Regions from separate parts of the Homo sapiens genome. Here region 1 is linked to region 2. A link is a loop called in an ENCODE intact Hi-C map of the cell type or tissue named here. Cell type or tissue: thyroid gland. All regions are shown on one strand. Links, peaks and the distances in the headings refer to the core of each region. The heading gives the core; the rest is flanking DNA. Region 1 has its middle 10 kb from the start of ATP10D. Region 2 overlaps ATP10D (ATPase phospholipid transporting 10D (putative)).

Evidence for each region. Peaks named below come from ENCODE experiments on the same cell type or tissue, not always from the same donor. Only the 100,000 strongest peaks of a DNase experiment are listed, where the experiment ranks them.
Region 1: a loop joins it to region 2, with 2.0 times the contacts of the local background. A loop is called at or near these places in 56 of 110 quality-filtered maps.

What each region holds. Positions count from the first base shown.
Region 1 is chr4:47,470,810-47,479,155 of GRCh38, reverse strand. No RefSeq gene overlaps it. Among named protein-coding and RNA genes, the nearest start is that of ATP10D, 10 kb to the left of the region's middle. In thyroid gland, for the core only: no CTCF peak of the experiment used is centred there; no DNase peak of the experiment used is centred there.
Region 2 is chr4:47,559,423-47,567,768 of GRCh38, reverse strand. ATP10D (ATPase phospholipid transporting 10D (putative)) reads right to left here. Exons shown (of 23, transcript NM_020453.4): 14 at 6,694-6,820; 15 at 4,004-4,188. Among named protein-coding and RNA genes, the nearest start is that of ATP10D, 78 kb to the right of the region's middle. RefSeq lists a silencer at 2,337-2,526. In thyroid gland, for the core only: a CTCF peak has its summit at 3,200 (motif pointing right); no DNase peak of the experiment used is centred there; H3K27ac peaks cover 702 bases.

The DNA of each region.
Region 1 (8,346 bases), core at 51-8,050, 89 kb after region 2:
GGTCTTACCAAGAATGTGACATTTAAGCAAAGATCTGAAGTAGGTGAGCGAGAGAGCCATAAGGGTGTCTGGGGATGGAGCATTTCAGGGAAAGAGAACATGCAGTGCCTCGAGGCAAGGGTGTGCCAGCTATGCTGGAGAGGCAGTAAAGCACTGGCGTGCCCAGGGCACTGTGATGGGGGAACAATGTGGAGGTGTCAGTGGGAAGTAGTAAAAGTGACATCAGAGCCATAAAGTCATGGAAGACTTTGGATGTTACCCTGTGTATACTGCAAATATGTAGATAGGTTTTGAGTAGAGGACTGATACCGTCTGGCCTGTGTTCCAACAGGATCCCTCTAGCTTTTTTTGTTGCCAATAAACTGTAGGGAGCATGGTTGATGCTGGGAGACTAGTCAAGAGGTGATTTTAACAATCCTGGGGAGAGGTGATTTTGGCCTAGGTTAGAATTGTAACTGTGAGGGTGGTGGTCAGCTTCTGGATATATTTTGAAGGTAGAGCTAATAGGATTGTTTGTAAATTGTGTGTGAGTTACAAGAGAAAGAAAGGAATCAGGGATAATTCCAAGGTTTGGGGTGGAACAACTGGAAGACAGAAGTTTTTAAATTGTCCTGATTATTGCTTACCTGCAGAATAATTTATTGCTAACAGTCCCTGGATCTGACCCTGATGGGGATGGTAAAGAGTATGTGTGTGTCGGGGTGGTAAGGTTTTTATTTTGTTTTCATAAGTGCCTCAGTATCTGATAATTGGCCACTTGGAATCAACAGTTATGAAGCATGTATTCCTTTAAGGATAAGTCTAGCCGGGCACTTTGATCCCCTGATAGTATTACTGCTAAAAGCCAATTATATAGCAATACATTTTTTCTTTACTTATTTGTTTCCCATTTAGATACATTTTTTGAAATATTTCACTCTTCAGTTCAGTATCTTTAACAGAATCTTGCAAAAATTTCAAAAGAGAAACTAATGATTTCAAAGTTCAAAGTGAAGTTTCAGAGGGGCTAGCAGAAGTTTTATATAGGATTTGTCATTTCAATGGGCCTTAAAATGTGAGCAAGAATATCCTGATGGAGAAAACGAGGAAAAGCTTCTGGCTAAAAACAAGAAACAAGAAGAAAAACACAAAGATGTTAGAGTATATGGCATATCTGGGAATTTTAAAAATATTTATGTGGTCAGAATATTGTAGAGAAGGAAAGAACAAAAATTAAGGCTCCACTGTGAAGGTTTTCAAGAAGGAGAGTTGTGGTCCGACCAGGGCTGTAATAAAGTAACCTAAAATAATGGGTAGTGTGGCACTGCAGTGTGAGTGAAATGAAACGAAGGCCTGAAACAAGAAACTGGCAGTGAGTGTGGAAAGGATGGTATATATTCAAGAGTTTGTGCAAGGCCAAGTCTTCCCTGTTATGACAAGAAAAATGAGAAGGAACAGAGCTCCATCCAACAATTTAGGTTGTATGCTGGCAGGAATGTTACTGCTCTGCAGGAATGGGGTCAGTCAGCGGGTCCTGAGCTCTTCAGAAGATCCCTGACCTGGATAGGCTATACTACCTGATGTATTTTTGGTCTGACAGATGAAACAGCACTTAAATTGCAATAGGAAGTGATATTACTCCGTTCATTTAGTTGCCTTATAAAAAGTCTAGTGCAAGTTTCCATGCTGAATGTAGTGATATCCCTGCCATCTACTAGGTGAAGTGTCAAATCTCCTTTTTGAGTGATTTTGCTGATCAAGTTCCATTATCAGGATGTTCATTCATGGAAATATAACAATAGAAAGTCACTAGGGCCATGGAATTCATACTGATCTCCTGTGTGCCATGGAGGGGCACACAGTGAACTTCAAAGGTGCTGGTCATGTTCTACCATTTCTTTTTTTTTTTCTTTTTTTTTTATTATACTTTATGTTTTAGGGTACATGTGCACATTGTGCAGGTTAGTTACATATGTATACATGTGCCATGCTGGTGCGCTGCACCCACTAACTCGTCATCTTTTTTTTTTCTTTTGAGACGGAGTCTTGCTCTGTTGCCAGGCTGGAGTGCAGTGGTGTGATCTTGGCTCATTGCAACCTCCGCCTCCTGTGTTCAAGTGGTTCTCCTGCCTTAGCCTCCTGAGTAGCTGGGACTACAGGTACGCGCCACCACACCCAGCTAATTTTTGTATTTTTCACAGAGACGGGGTTTCACCATATTGGCCAGGATTGTCTCTATCTCTTGACCTTGTGATCCGCCTGCCTCGGTCTCCCAAAGTGCTGGGATTACAGGCATAAGCCACCATGCCTGGCCAATGTTCTACCATTTCTTAAACTCAGTGGTGGTGTATTAGGGTTCTCCAGAGAAACAGAAGGAACAGGATGTGTGTGAATGTGTGCGTGTGTGTATGTGTCAGTATAGGAAAAGAAAGAGAGAAATATTTATTTTTAGGTTAGCTCACAACACTGTGGGGCTATTAAATCTAAAGTCTGCAGAGCAGGCCAGCAGGCTGGAGACCCAGGGAAGAGTTGATGTGGCAGTTCCAATTAGAAGGCAGTCAGCCAGCAGGATTCTCCCTTTTGCGGGTGGGGCCGGGGGGCGGATAGGAGGAGGGGAAGATCAGCCTTTGCTTATTAAGGTCTTTAGCTGGTTGGATGAGGCCCACCCACATTATAGAGGATAATCTACTTTCTAAAAGTCTTCTGATGTAAATGTTAATCTCATCTAAAAAATACCTTCACAGACATATCTAGAATAATGTTTGACCAAATATCTGGTACTGTGGCCCAGCCAAGTTGATACATAAAATTAACCATGACAAGCGTGTACATGAGTCTTCCTTTAAACTATAACTACACATTAAAAATAAAAACAGGCCAGGTGTGGTGGCTCATGCCTATAATCTTAGTACTTTGGGAAGCTGAGGCAGGAGGATTGCTTGAGCCTAGGAGTCTGAGACCAGCCTGAGCAACATTGTGAGACTCCGTCTGTACAAAAAAATTAAAAATTAGCAAGGTGTGGTGGCACTTGCCTATAGTCTCAGCTACTGGGAAGGCTGAGGCTGGAGGATCACTTGAGCCCAGGGAGTTTGAGGCTGAAGTGAGCAGTGATCACAACACTGCATTCCAGCCTGGCTGACAGAGCTAGACCCTGGGTCAAAAAAACAAAACCAAACCAAAAACAAAGTAAAGGGAAGAATCTAGAAAACATCCTAACTATTGCCTTTGTCGGCCAGGCAGGCAGAGTTGAGAGGCAGAAAGGAGGGCTGCCCAGACCCCCACAAGAGGCTGACTCCCTTGCTGTATCTGAAACTGCTTCTGCTGGCACCTGCTGGCATTGACTATTGCTATTATTTAAATCCACCCAGGCTATCATGTTTCATGTTCAGACTAATTTGAATCATTTGTCATGTAGAAGACACAATTCCTGAACTCACAGTAAGCGCAGAGCAAGGCAAATATGTATTATTCTGTTCACCAAAATGATGTTTCTTAAAAATGATGTGTTTATTGAAGTTCCATAAATCAAAGTTTATTTCAAATGCCTTAGAGAAGCTTATTGTTAAAGAAGGCTGGTGATGAATTCCTTTACAATTTCAAATTTTGCTATGTTCCTTTTCTTATAAAAGGGCAATTATTATGTGCAGTGTACTCTACTAGCCTGCTAGATTCTGAGTGGTTCTTTACATTGTCCCTTGATAGGCTATTATTTTGTACAAAATCCATTTGCCATCATTAGCATATGCCCTTTGTAAGAATTCTTGACAATGTTTTCATGTGTGTGTACCTTTTATTAAACCAGCTTTTACAAATGCTAACAGAGACAGCTTATATTATCCTTTTAAATGCTCTTGATTTACATAGTTTAATCTGTGCTAAAATTCATTTGATATTTTGGAAAATATTTCTCTGCATAAAAACAGGTTAAAATAAAATGAGTTTAACAAAAATGAATTTACACAAGTGTCTGTGTTCTTTTTGTGTTAATTTTTAAGATGTACTATCTCCAGCATATACTTTTTACTCCCCATTCTCCCTACGTTCCAGCATGTCAAGTGGACACTCTGTTTTACTATCAAAGAAAGTCAACACTTGATTAGCTCTATTGAATTGTGTTCTGATGATGTCGATGCGGTAGCCAGTGCTTGAGTCTGGATTGGACTTGACCACTGGTGACTTCAAATTCTGAGGACCTCTGTTTCCTCTTCTGTAATAGGAAGTCTGATTAGATGCCTTTTGAGGTTAGGTTGGCTTCTAAGATGGTAATTATCTGTCCAAGTTTTTGTTTCCTATAATTTAGCAACAATATCAACAGAAAGGCTATATTAGAAAATTCTACCTGCATCCCCCTGGATCTGAACGTTCTTCATGATACTATAAATAGAAATCTCTTTATTCTTGGCATCAAATTTTGATTTACAAATTTACTCATTTTTGGATACATACTGACATTGGGTTTTATTATCTGTCTTTTTGATTTGGGTGATTCCTTCCAACTAAATTGCCGTGCTTATCCATTTCTGCCTATGGATATTGAACCCATCTCCCAAATCCTGCTTCTTCCTTTACCTGAAGGTCTTTGATCACCCTGACAGTGAGTTCTCCTTCTTTTAAACTCCTGGCTTAGACCCACCATGTGACATTTGTCTTTATTTTTATTTTGTTTTTGGAATTTAACTAATCTAGAAAAATACAAAGTCCATAAAACAAATTCATATTATCTTACCGTTCAGAAATTCAGAATGAATTACAGTTACCATTTTGGATTTTATGCCTCTAATCTCTTGTTTCTTGTTTTTTTTTTGTTTTGTTTTGTTTTGAGACTGGGTCTCGCTCTGTCACCCAGGCTGGAGTGCAGTGGCGAGATTTTGGCTCACTGCAACTTCCTCCTCCTGGGCTCAAGCTGCCCTCCCACCTCAGCCTCCCCAGTAGTTGGGACTACAGGTGCACACCACCATGCCCGGCTAATTTTTTTTTTTTTTTTTTTTTGGTATTTTTTGTACAGATAGGTTTTGCCATGTTGCCCAGACTGGGCCTTAACTCCTGAACTCAAGCAATCTGCCCACCTCAGCCTCCCAAAGTGCTGGGATTACAGGTGTGAGCCACCATTCCCGGCCTCTCTTGTTTCTTTGATGAAATACTATAGATATCACTAAAGTCCTCTTCAACACCAGTCCAAGTCTCATTGCCAGAAGCTACATGTACATATGTAAACTTCCAGATTATTTAAAAAATACACATATATATGCTTGTAATTTTTTTGCATTTTAACTTATGTGCATGGTTGTTATATGGTATGACAATATATAGTTCCACATCTTACGTAGGAATGTGGATCTGAGAGTTCCTTTAGGAGGAAGAAAGTACAGAAAGAAATGTTTCCTTTTTAATTTCCTGATATAAACCAGACTATGCAAGGAAAATCTGCAAAATACTTTAATTATCTCCAGGCCTTTTCTAACTTTCCTCTTCGGTTCTCTCAAGGATTGAATACGCTCATGCTAAGCTTTGCTGCTCCAAGCTCATTGTTGAGGAATTTCTCTGATAGCCCTTCTGGCCCATCTACATTCTTCAAAATTACCTATTTATTTGACTTTGACCAAGGCTGCCTTAACATTCCCCAGCTTGACTAAACTTTAGATCAGCTTCTTCCCTGACACTAGACCCCTGACCTCCATTTTTGTACAGCATATTTAGAAAACCTGTAACATATTTTCCTGCCCCTTTGAAATATAAATCTTTCAATCAGTCTCTTGTCAGTTTTAAAACTTACGAATGTATTTCTCAAGAACCTTTGAGCCATGTCTTTGAAATGTAATCAGCAAATCAGATAGTCACTCTATCTTTCATAACTTTGGTGGGTACCTTCCTCCAAGTTGTGAAACTGCATCCTGTCACAAAGATATGGGAAAATTTACTTTTCTTTTGAGTAAAACCAATTAGTAAACACATATAACTTATACACTCCCTCTCACTTCCAACACTTAGAAATCCTACTGTCCTTTGTTTCAGTGGTGTTGAGTTTGGATTGAGTTCTGGCCCCTCTCCGCTATTGGAATAATGTTGAATAGAGTCTTCCTTGCCTGTTTAACATTGTCCAATACAATTTCTGTTTTGACACTTTCAATGTTCTACCCAAATCAAGATTCCTATTTCATAATGGTTCTTCAAACAAAATGTCAAAAGGAAAGTAATCATAATCAAAACTTCAGTGACTTACATGAATGGCCAGTTCTTTCTTGAGTATCATAGGGGCTTTCATATATTTTAAAAACAGCTATCTGTTAATTCACATATATTTCTGAGCTCCTTCCAAGCAATGTAACAGCAAATAATTTAAATATTTTAGGCAATAGAGCCAGGATATTTTGGTCAAGGATAAAATTTTGGACCATCCTTTGTGGCTTTATGCCCTTGATTTTCAATTTCAGCTGCACATTAGAATTAGATGTAAAGAACATATGCTGCTGGGTCCAACCCCTGGAGATTCTGATTTCATTGGTTGTAGGTGTGAGCTGGTCATAGGGATTTTGAAAAGCTCCTCAGTGGATTCTAATTTCCAGTCAAGGTTGGAAATCACTGCCTACCCTTTACATCGTTGTTTTTTTGTATTTTCCCAAGTCGGAGTCTTGCTCTGTTCACCCAGGCTGGAATGCCGTCGTGCAATCTCAGCTCATTGCGACCTCCACCTCCTGGTTTCAAGTGATTCTACTGTCTCAGCCTCCCGAGTAGCTGGGATTATACGAGCTTGCCACCACGCCCAACTAAATTTTGTATTTTTAGAAGAGATGGGATTTCACCATGTTGGCCAGGCTGGTCTTGAACTCTTGACCTTGTGATCTGCCTGCCTCGGCCTCCCAAAGTTCTGGAATTACAGGCGTGAGTCACTGAGCCCGGCCTTCATAGTTTATTAAAGCACCTCTTCTATTTCCGAATTCAACAAACACTTTTTGGGAGTCAGCTTTGTGCCAGACACTGTCTAGATACTCAAATGAATGTGGCATGGCCTCTGCATTTCAAGGAGCTCTCAGAAAAATGGGAAAGTCAGAATATGAAGAAACAGCACAATGCAATAAGGACTATAATAGATGTTTATTCAAAGAGTTATGAAAACACAGGTGAGACAGCAATTAAAGTTCTCTGGGGGTTGTGTCTGAATTCATTAGGCGAACTAGGTGTGCATGGAGAGAGTGGCAGGAAGAAGGAGGGGAGATTCTAGGCAAAGGAAACAGTAGGAACAAAAGTCCAGGATCAGAAAACCACCATTCTCTAAATGTTCTAAAGGCCTCCTTTGTTATTGCTGCTGCTGCTGTTGTGACAACATTTGGTCTAAGCCAGGTGATCTCTTGGTTAGTAAAAGGTTACATTTGCATTTTCCAGATCTTCATCTTTTCTATGAAGTTTTGTCCACATCACTGTATCTCAACACTGACCTATGTCAAAATTATCTGGGGAGTTTTGTAACAGCAATGACGGAAGATTGGTGTTAGTAGTCAAAGAGACTCCGACAATATTTGTCTGCAGGGTATGACCTTTTCTTTCTTTCTTTTTTTTTTAAAGCTCCCCATGTGTCCACTACAAACAGGCATTAAGGATCATTTTGGGAGACATAGTGATAATTGCATTCCTATACAAATTTAGAAAACCTCGCTTGAGTAAACTTAGCCAACCTGTATTTTAAATGGGTAGACTTTATGGTATGTGAATTATAAAGCTATTTTAAAAGTACAAAACAAAAGTGTGACACATTTAAAGTTAAAAATCAATACTCAAAAATTCCCTGGGTTGACGAATGTGCTTCTTTGATTAAGAACCACTGGCTGAAATCCTAACAGCTTACGGATGTGGTGGTTGTAAATACAGGGCTTAAAAGGGGTAGCAATTGGGAGGCAGGAGGTTTTACACGCACAGAACCTTCACCAGAAAGATTAATTGAAAACCTGGTGTGCCATTAAAGAATGCCAGCCCCTGAGGATATAGCATGTATTACATCTTAGGTCCAAAATTGCAGCTTATTAAGTATTTCACTTTAACAGAGCGATTTCAGCTTTTAATGTATTGTTTTCTTTAGTGCTACACTGAAATAAATGTTATGGGCTCCCTCTATTGCTCTTCTTAAATCAAAGTATCTGTTTATTTTAAAGATCTCTTTAATGGAGATCTTAAGTGGCTCAAGCTACAAGATTATTTTTATCTACAAAAATATAATGAAATAAAGAGGTGTTAACATTTCTGAGTTACATATGATGCCCTAAAAGAAAGACAAAGGCCTTCAGTTTATTAAGTTCATTGACCAGAATGAAATGAGACACTTATCAAACTGATTTCTAAGAACCAGTTTTTATAGGCAAACAAATCTGTCTAGGT
Region 2 (8,346 bases), core at 59-8,058:
CTCTTGTGGAGTGTTCACAGGGCTCCATTTTAGGAATGAATTTGATCCCATACACCTCCAAAGCCCTTAAGGCAAAGTATACAAAGATGAATCAGATATGCTCATACAGCTCATTACATCATAGTAAAAATTATTTTTAAAACTCTTTTGGAGTTTGGTTAAATTAAAATGGCACATTTAGAAAGTAACATGCCTCGCAATCATTGAAAACATTAACATCAGATTGTGTTTAAGGTATTGTAATTGAAAGAATACAGCTGCAATACCATACAATAACATAAATATAGTCTTTGTGGCACCAATATGCTTACAGTATACAGAATACAGTCTGTGTGGATATTCTCCAAAATATGATTTTAAATTGTAGTTTTATGATTATAAATTGATTATAAAGGGTTTTGTACTCTTCTATTTATTTGAGTATGTGTTTAGGTTTTACAAATTAACTATTTTTTTCATTATAAAAATAACAGAAGTATGCATACACACACACAGCTAATCTTCATTATCTGTGGATTCCACATTTGTGAATTCTCCTACTTGATAAAATTTATCTGTAATTTCACAATACTTGAGATGTTTTTGTGGTTACATGTCATAGAGTGACATTTGAGTGTCACATGCATAGAGTGACATTTAAGTCATGTGATATGCCCATTCCCAGCTGAAGCTGAACACCATGATGCCTTCTTTTGCCAGTTCTCAAACTGTAGCAAAGTCTTCTTTTCATGGGCTATTTGGTGCCATATTTTTTGCATCTTTCTGCTTTTTGTCAGTGATTTTGCTGTTTAAAATGACTCCCAATCATGGGCTGCAGTGTTTCCAAGCAAAAAAGGCTGTGATGTGTCCTATGGGGGGAACTTACCCATGTTAGATAAGCTTTGTTTGGGTATAAGTTACAGTCTGTTGGCAATGCATTTAACGTTAATGAATCATTAATATGCATATTAAATAAGGTACATTTCAGAAGAAACAAGGTCATGTATTGATTGTTGACAGTATGTTGTAATCAGAGGAAGCTAACTTTGTATCTCCTCTAAAAGCAGTGGTCAGTGTTTGCTAATTCAGAGCTCGGGGCAACTACATAAACTATAACTCTACAAATAAGGAGAATCAACTGTATATATGTAATATGTAATATATAATTAGAAAATATACTGTAATGGGAATCAGAAAATTTAAAGTTTAGTAATCAGCTGTACTTAGAGAAATCACAAGCATTTGGAGTCTCAGGTTATAAAACAGATAATTTATCTTCTATGTCTATTTGTTGTAATTGTCAAATGAGATCAGGTATGGAAAGCCTTTTTGTAGATTCTAATATAAATTATGAAGATAGAAAGTTACCAATCTGAGGAGAAAAATTTAAATGAAATTACAAAAATAAAACTTAAAAAATTAAATGACCAATCCTGAAAGGCCTTTGTATATTCCAATGCAGTAACTAGTTACAAACAGGATATGACTATATTAAAACAAATGAAGAAAAAAAACTTTTATGAGAGTAAAAGGTAAAGTTTGCAACTGGCAACACTTATAATCTAATTTGTAAATTGAAGAACAACGTTGATGGAAATTTGTAAAGATGACACAAAAGTAACTTCAGACATTCCACTGGCTGCCACATTGCCTGCTTAGAATGTTATAGGAGCAATTCCTTCACTAAGTGACACACTGGGCTCCATGATCTTCAAGTCCTTTTAAACTCTTAGTGATTCCTGAGGGACTAGGAGTGGGAGGTGGAAAGAAAAGAGTTAAATACTAGTGACTGAGCCCATACTATGTGCCTGGCTTTTTATCTTGAGTTGTGATAAAACTAAATTATGTTTGTTGTATTCTGTTTAGTTATTTGGAAAATTCACACATGTGGAATAGCTATCGATAGCAAAAAAATTATAGGTACTCAGTAAATACTTCTTGAATCGATAGTTTTAAATGCCTTTAAACATAAGATAAATTGTGTATTTATAAATAATTTTTTTATTTATATAAATTTAAGGGTATAAGTGTAATTTTTTTATATGGATATATTGCATTATAAATGAATTTCACAGTCCTAAAGATTTTACTGTTCACAACAATCTCTATTTTTCTTTTTTAATGCTTACTGAACCCCTCTCATCTGATAGGCACCGCATTAAACAATTTATATTTTTTCATTTAATGCTCACAAAAACCCCATTAAACAGTCATTACTCTCCCATTATGAGTAAAGAAAAAGCGGCACAGGAGGGTAAGTAACTCCCTAAGGCCACATACTCAGTCAGCGGCAGGCCAAGCATTTGATCCCTAGTCTTACCAGCCACCTAGGCTACATTCTTTTGGTGACTGAAATGACTAAGCATTTTCTTCTGTTCTGCCCCCTGCAGCTACTGGGAGTTGGCTGGTGGTTGTGGTTATGGGTCACTGGGCCACCGTAAAGGGGAACCCACTCTATTTTTCCCTTTTCTCAAAATGTACCATTTAGCTGAGTGCTGGTTGAGGTCTGACCATAAAAACATGCTAACCAGGCCGGGCGCGGTGGCTCACGCCTGTAATCCCAGCACTTTGGGAGGCCGAGGCGGGCGGATCACGAGGTCAGGAGGTCGAGACCATCCTGGCTAACACGGTGAAACCCCGTCTCTACTAAAAATACACAAAAAATTAGCCGGGCGTGGTGTCGGGAGCCTGTAGTCCCAGCTACTCGGGAGGCTGAGGCAGGAGAATGGCGTGAACCCGGGAGGCGGAGCTTGCAGTGAGCCGAGATCGCGCCATAGCGCTCCAGCCTGGGCTGCCTCAAAACAAACAAACAAACAAACAAATAAACAAACGAAAACATGTTAACCAATCATGGCAGCCTTGAGCAGGCAAAGCTCAAGAAGTGATCCTGAAGAAAAGCTCCACAAGATTTCAAAGAAGGCAGACTGCAGTGATGGGATTGATATCACTGGTTAAGTCTGACTGCTGAAGAAGAATGGGAGGAAGTTTTTCAAGAAAAATAAACAATGTGCACAAATCTTGGAGGGGATCACTATACTGGAAGGCTTCTGAGAAAAATAAAACCCTTATTTATCTGATTAAACATTGGTGTTAGAGATTAGCGGGAGGCAAAAATAGAAAAAACTGGGCTGAGTCTAAGCCTCCTAAATTTCCTTCTTTTTTAAAAAATGACATTTTCCTCTTCCCTTAAACAGTTCTTCAAACTTATGATATTCTCGGGAGCACTACCTAGGAATTACCACAAGAGGGCACGATTTCCCTGAGTCTATTTTTAGAATTGCCATAAAATATTTAATAATTTATTCACCTGATTTCAATAAAAACTATCACTTTTTCTTATCTTAAAAGGGAGGTAGATTCCTGTACCAGGACTTGATATATTTTCTCATTTTGGGCTAAGTCCTGTCAGATCCCTGGTAATCCAGTGTGGAGGGGGGAAAGCAAATAAAAAAAAAAAACTTTCTTCTAATGCCTTTATTCAGCAATGATTCCTCTGAATCATTATAATTTTCCATCAGGCCTTTAGAAGAATAGACATCCTTCCAAGCACAAGGTAGGTTTCTGGATAGAAAAAATTATCAAGAAGCTAATGGTTGCTGGCCAGGGCACAGTGGCTCACCCCGTAATCCCAGCACTTTGGGAGGCCAAAGCTGGCGGATCACTTGAGGTCAAGAGTTCAAGATCAGCCTGGCCAACAAGGTGAAACCCCGTCTCTACTAAAAATACAAAAATTAGCCAGGCGTGGTGGCAGATGCCTGTAATCCCAGCTACTTGAGAGGCTGAAGCAGAATTGCTTGAATCTGGGAGGTGGAGGTTGCAGTGAGCCAAGATATTGCACCACTGCACTCCAGCCTGGGTGACAGAGCAAGATTCCGTCTCAAAAAAACCAAAACAAACAAACAAACAACAAAAAAAGCTAACGGTTGCTGTTTTGTTTTTTTTTTAATCCTTGCATACATCAAATCTCAAATGTTCCAATGCCTTTGAAAATACAGAAGAACAGATTTAATCTCAATATACGCACTTTACTTTGGGTATTGAGGATAAAAAGCTTGTCATCTGGCTCCAGTAGTTTGCATGCATAAGCTATGTTGACAGCTGTCTCCTGCTTGTCCCCTGTCAGCATCCAGATCTTGATGCCCGCTTTGTGAAGAGCTTCTATAGATTCAGGGACTCCCTCCTGCAGACGGTCTTCAATGCCAGTAGCACCTAAAAAATAACCAAAGTGCAATAGGACTTGTAAGAAACCAAAGCCAGCTGAAGCTCAGCTAGTCTACAGTTGAATCATATCTGTTAGCCAACTCAACCCTACACTACATAAACTGCCCAGCTGCTCAGGAGAGTCAAAGGAGGTTTGACGACCCAGACCAAAATTATATGCAATGTAATATTTTGGGAAGGAAGCCTCAGGGATCAATGGATTTATCAAACTTACTCGTTCTCCTTTTGGCTAGATTTCTTATCTGTAAATTGAAGGGATTTGAGTCAATTATTTATGCAACCTTACACTACAATTTTATAATTCTATGATATTCCCAAGGATAAGGGTGGGATTTTATTTTTATTATTATAGACTTAGGGGGCACAAACGCAGTTTTGTTACACTGATATATTGTGTAGGGGTGAAATCTGGGCTCTCAGTGTAACCATCATGCAAATAGTGTAAATTGTACCTGTTAGGTAATTTCTCATCCCTTGCTCCCCGACCTATCCTCCCACTTTTCTGAGTCTCCAATGTCTACTATTTCATTTTCCATGTCCATGTGTACATGTTATTTAGCTCTCACTTATAAGTGAGAACGTGTGGTACTTGACTTTCTGTTTCTGGGTTATTTCACTTAAGATAATGGCATCCAGTTTCATCCATGTTGCTGCAAAAGACACAATTTCATTCTTTTTTATGGCTGAGTGGGATTCCATTGTGTATATATGTGTGTGTGTGTGTATATATATATATTATATCACATTTTCTTTAATCGTTTGTTGGTGGACACTTAGAAATCTGATTCTGTGACTTTGCTATTGTGAACAGTGCTGTGATAAGCCTATGATTGCAGGTACTTTTTTGATATAATGATTTCTTTTCCTTTGGGTAGATACCCAGTAGTGGGATTGTTGGATTGAACGGTAATTCCATTTTCAGTTCTTTGAGAATCTCCACACTGTTTTCCATAGAGGTTGTACTAATTTACATTCCAACCAGCAGTATATAAGCGTTCCCTTTTCTCTGCATCCTTGCCAACATCTGTTGTCTTCTGACGTTTTAACAGACATTCTGACTGGTGTAAGATGGTATCTCATTGTGGTTTTAATTTGCATTTGTCTGCATCTGATAACTAGTGATGTTGAGCATTTTTTCATGTTTGTTGGCCACTTGTTGTTGTCTTCTTTAGAAAAATGTCTGTTCATGTCCTTTAAAGGGCAGGCTTTTAAAGAATGCTCCTGCCAGTAAGATACAATGTCTATTTGCAGTGTTCTTTCATGGGTCTACAGTTCCCTTTTCTGAAACAATTGGGGCCATATGTGTTTTGGAATTCAAACATTTTTCAGATATTAAAAAAGTAATATGGTGCATATACCATATTCTATAATACTTGTTAATCAAGCATATTAATATTTCTGCAGGAAAACTGACAAATGTTCACCTAAATTAGGATAATAACTATAAATAGTCTTATATCAAATCAGGTATGATTTTTCTGCCAAATGAGTTTTGGCACTAAACCCATGGAGCATTTTTGATTTTGGAATCACAGATGAGGAAATGTGGACCTATACTACTTACACTGTCACAGAGAAATCACTTAGGGTAGGCATCATTGCTCTATTTGCTAGATACTAAGTTAGGTCAATGTTTTCCTCCTAAATAGAGGAATGGAGCTCAGAAGCTGGTATCTTGGTATATCAGAGCTTATATTAGAATCTAGATCTCCAGACTCTAAGACAGTGGTTCTCAAACTTGACCGCCTTTAGCATCACTTTAGGGAGCTTTAAAAAATTCCAATGCCCAAGCCACACAACAGATCACTTGAATCAGAATCTCAGGGGATAGGATGCAGGCATCAATATTTTTTAAAGTGCTTCAGATAATTCTAAGATGCAGTTTAATCCAAGACAAGAGGGGTCAGTTGTGCAATTTTAGTTGAAATCAGGAAGAGAAGAAAAATAAATTTCCTTAGTCCAGTAGCAGGTGCAGGATAAAAAGCTTGGAGCCAGGCAAACATGAGCTCCATGTTTGGTTAATGAGTAACTGTCAGCTACTGGCATGTGACCTTGAACAAGTCATTGAACTGCTCTGTGCCCCAAATTTCCTCTACATAAGATAGAGATTTGTTGTGAGAATTCAAAAAAAAGATAACACGTATTAAGCACCTTATCCAATGCCTGACAAGAAACTCTATTCTTGATATTTATCTTGATTTGAACCAAGATATTTATTGGAACATTTACTTGGCTTTGTAGTCTATGTTAAGTGTTGGATTTTACATGATCTTCTTGGGGTGACCATCCTGACCCCATCACAAGTGAAGTCTAGTTCACTGCAGTGGACAACAGAATAGAATGGATTGGAAGTTGGATAGAGATCAGACTGGACAGGGTAGGCAGAACCATATATGTTTATTAGATAACAATGGAAGAAAATAACCCTTATTCAAAGATATCCAGTGTTTTTCAAAATCCTCCATTCAGGCAATACAAACATAATTCACCTACCAAGTAATGTAAGTTTGTTCTCCAACCTCATGGCAGATTCAAGTAGTAATTCTTCCCTGTTGTCAATGCTGGTTTCAGCTAAAAAATGATTCCTCAGCCACTCTGCATATTCAGTGTCACTCATGACCTACGGGAAGAATTAAAAGAGAGGTATGAAGCAAGCCATATGATCTTGTGGGAATACCAGGACTGACCTCTGGCAAAATATCAAACCATCAACTTGTTTTACATATTCCTCCCTCTGGGCACAGCCATGTCAGATCCATATCCTCACACCACCTGGACACTAGCTTCCCAAACTCTGTGGTCAGACTAGTGCAACACTGATGATGGATGACCCTTTAACTCAGCATCTCTGGAAATTCTAGGCACCATATATGATGACAGTGGGTTAATGTCTTTAATTAAATCAGAAAGTATGCAGTTGGGAGTGGTCTCCAATTGACAGTTAAATCCAGTTTGATTCTAATGGTGCAGTTGAGAAAGTGGTATCAGGACTGTTTAGTTCGAAGGATTCTGTAACCAGCAGCACCTTTCATACCTTTTGATGTTTTTTTTGTTTGTTTGTTTTGTTTTGTTTTTGTTTTTGAGACAGAGTCTCGCTCTGGCCCAGGCTGGAGTGCAGTGGCCTGATCTCGGCTCACTACAAGCTCCGCCTCCCAGGTTCACGCCATTCTCCTTTGATGGTTATTTTATGTGGTTAATGAATGGTAAAAAGAGAAGGGCCCTATGGGTGAAACAAGTCTTATTCCAAAGAAAAATTGAATGAAATTCCTGGGGAAGTGATCAATAATATATTTTCCTTTGTCTTTAGGTTGCCATAGAAAGAGAAATCTACATTTCAGTTTTTATAAAGCAGAGTGGAGTAAAGCAGGTGAGGCAATTCCCCTCTCTGCCTACTTATTCTTGGCCACAGGTCATTCGATTTGAGAGAATCTGACACCTGTTGGGCTACATTTTAATCAAGGGTAGGATCATTCAATTGAAAAGGCAGAGTTGGTTTGATCTTGAACTCTCCATTCTTCCTTTAACTGTGTGTGGGGCAGGCTTTTTGTTTTTGGTTTTGTTTTTGTTTTGAGATGGAGTTTTGCTCTGTCGTCCAGGCTGGAGTGCAGTGGCGCAATCTCAGTTCACTGCAACCTCTGCCTCCCAGGTTCAAGCAATTCTCCTGTCTCAGCCTCCTGAGTAGCTGGGATTACAGGCATGCACCACCAGATCCGGCTAATTTTTGTGTTTTTAGTAGAGACGGGGTTTCACCATGTTAGCCAGGCTGATCTTGAACTCCTGACCTCAGGTGATCCACCTGCCTCAGCCTCCTGATTACAGGCGTGAGCTACTGTGCCCAGCCATCAGACTTTTGATTCCTTATGCAGCTGGTTGACTGAGTTCCTTGGGGTCTACAACAGATCCCACTTTCCCTAATGCAGCTCCCATGAACTAAACCTTGGGTAAGAAATGAAAAGTTCCGGTGAGAACATCTCTCAAATAATTTATTGGAGCTCCATCTTCTTTCTTGCTAAACTTTTGTTTAGAAAGGATATGCATTCTCAATAAAGAATAATCAATACTGAGATAATATCTAGGATATTTACCTGGATTTACATATAAATACTTACGGGCACATAAGAAAAGAGTATTAAGAGCTTATTATGA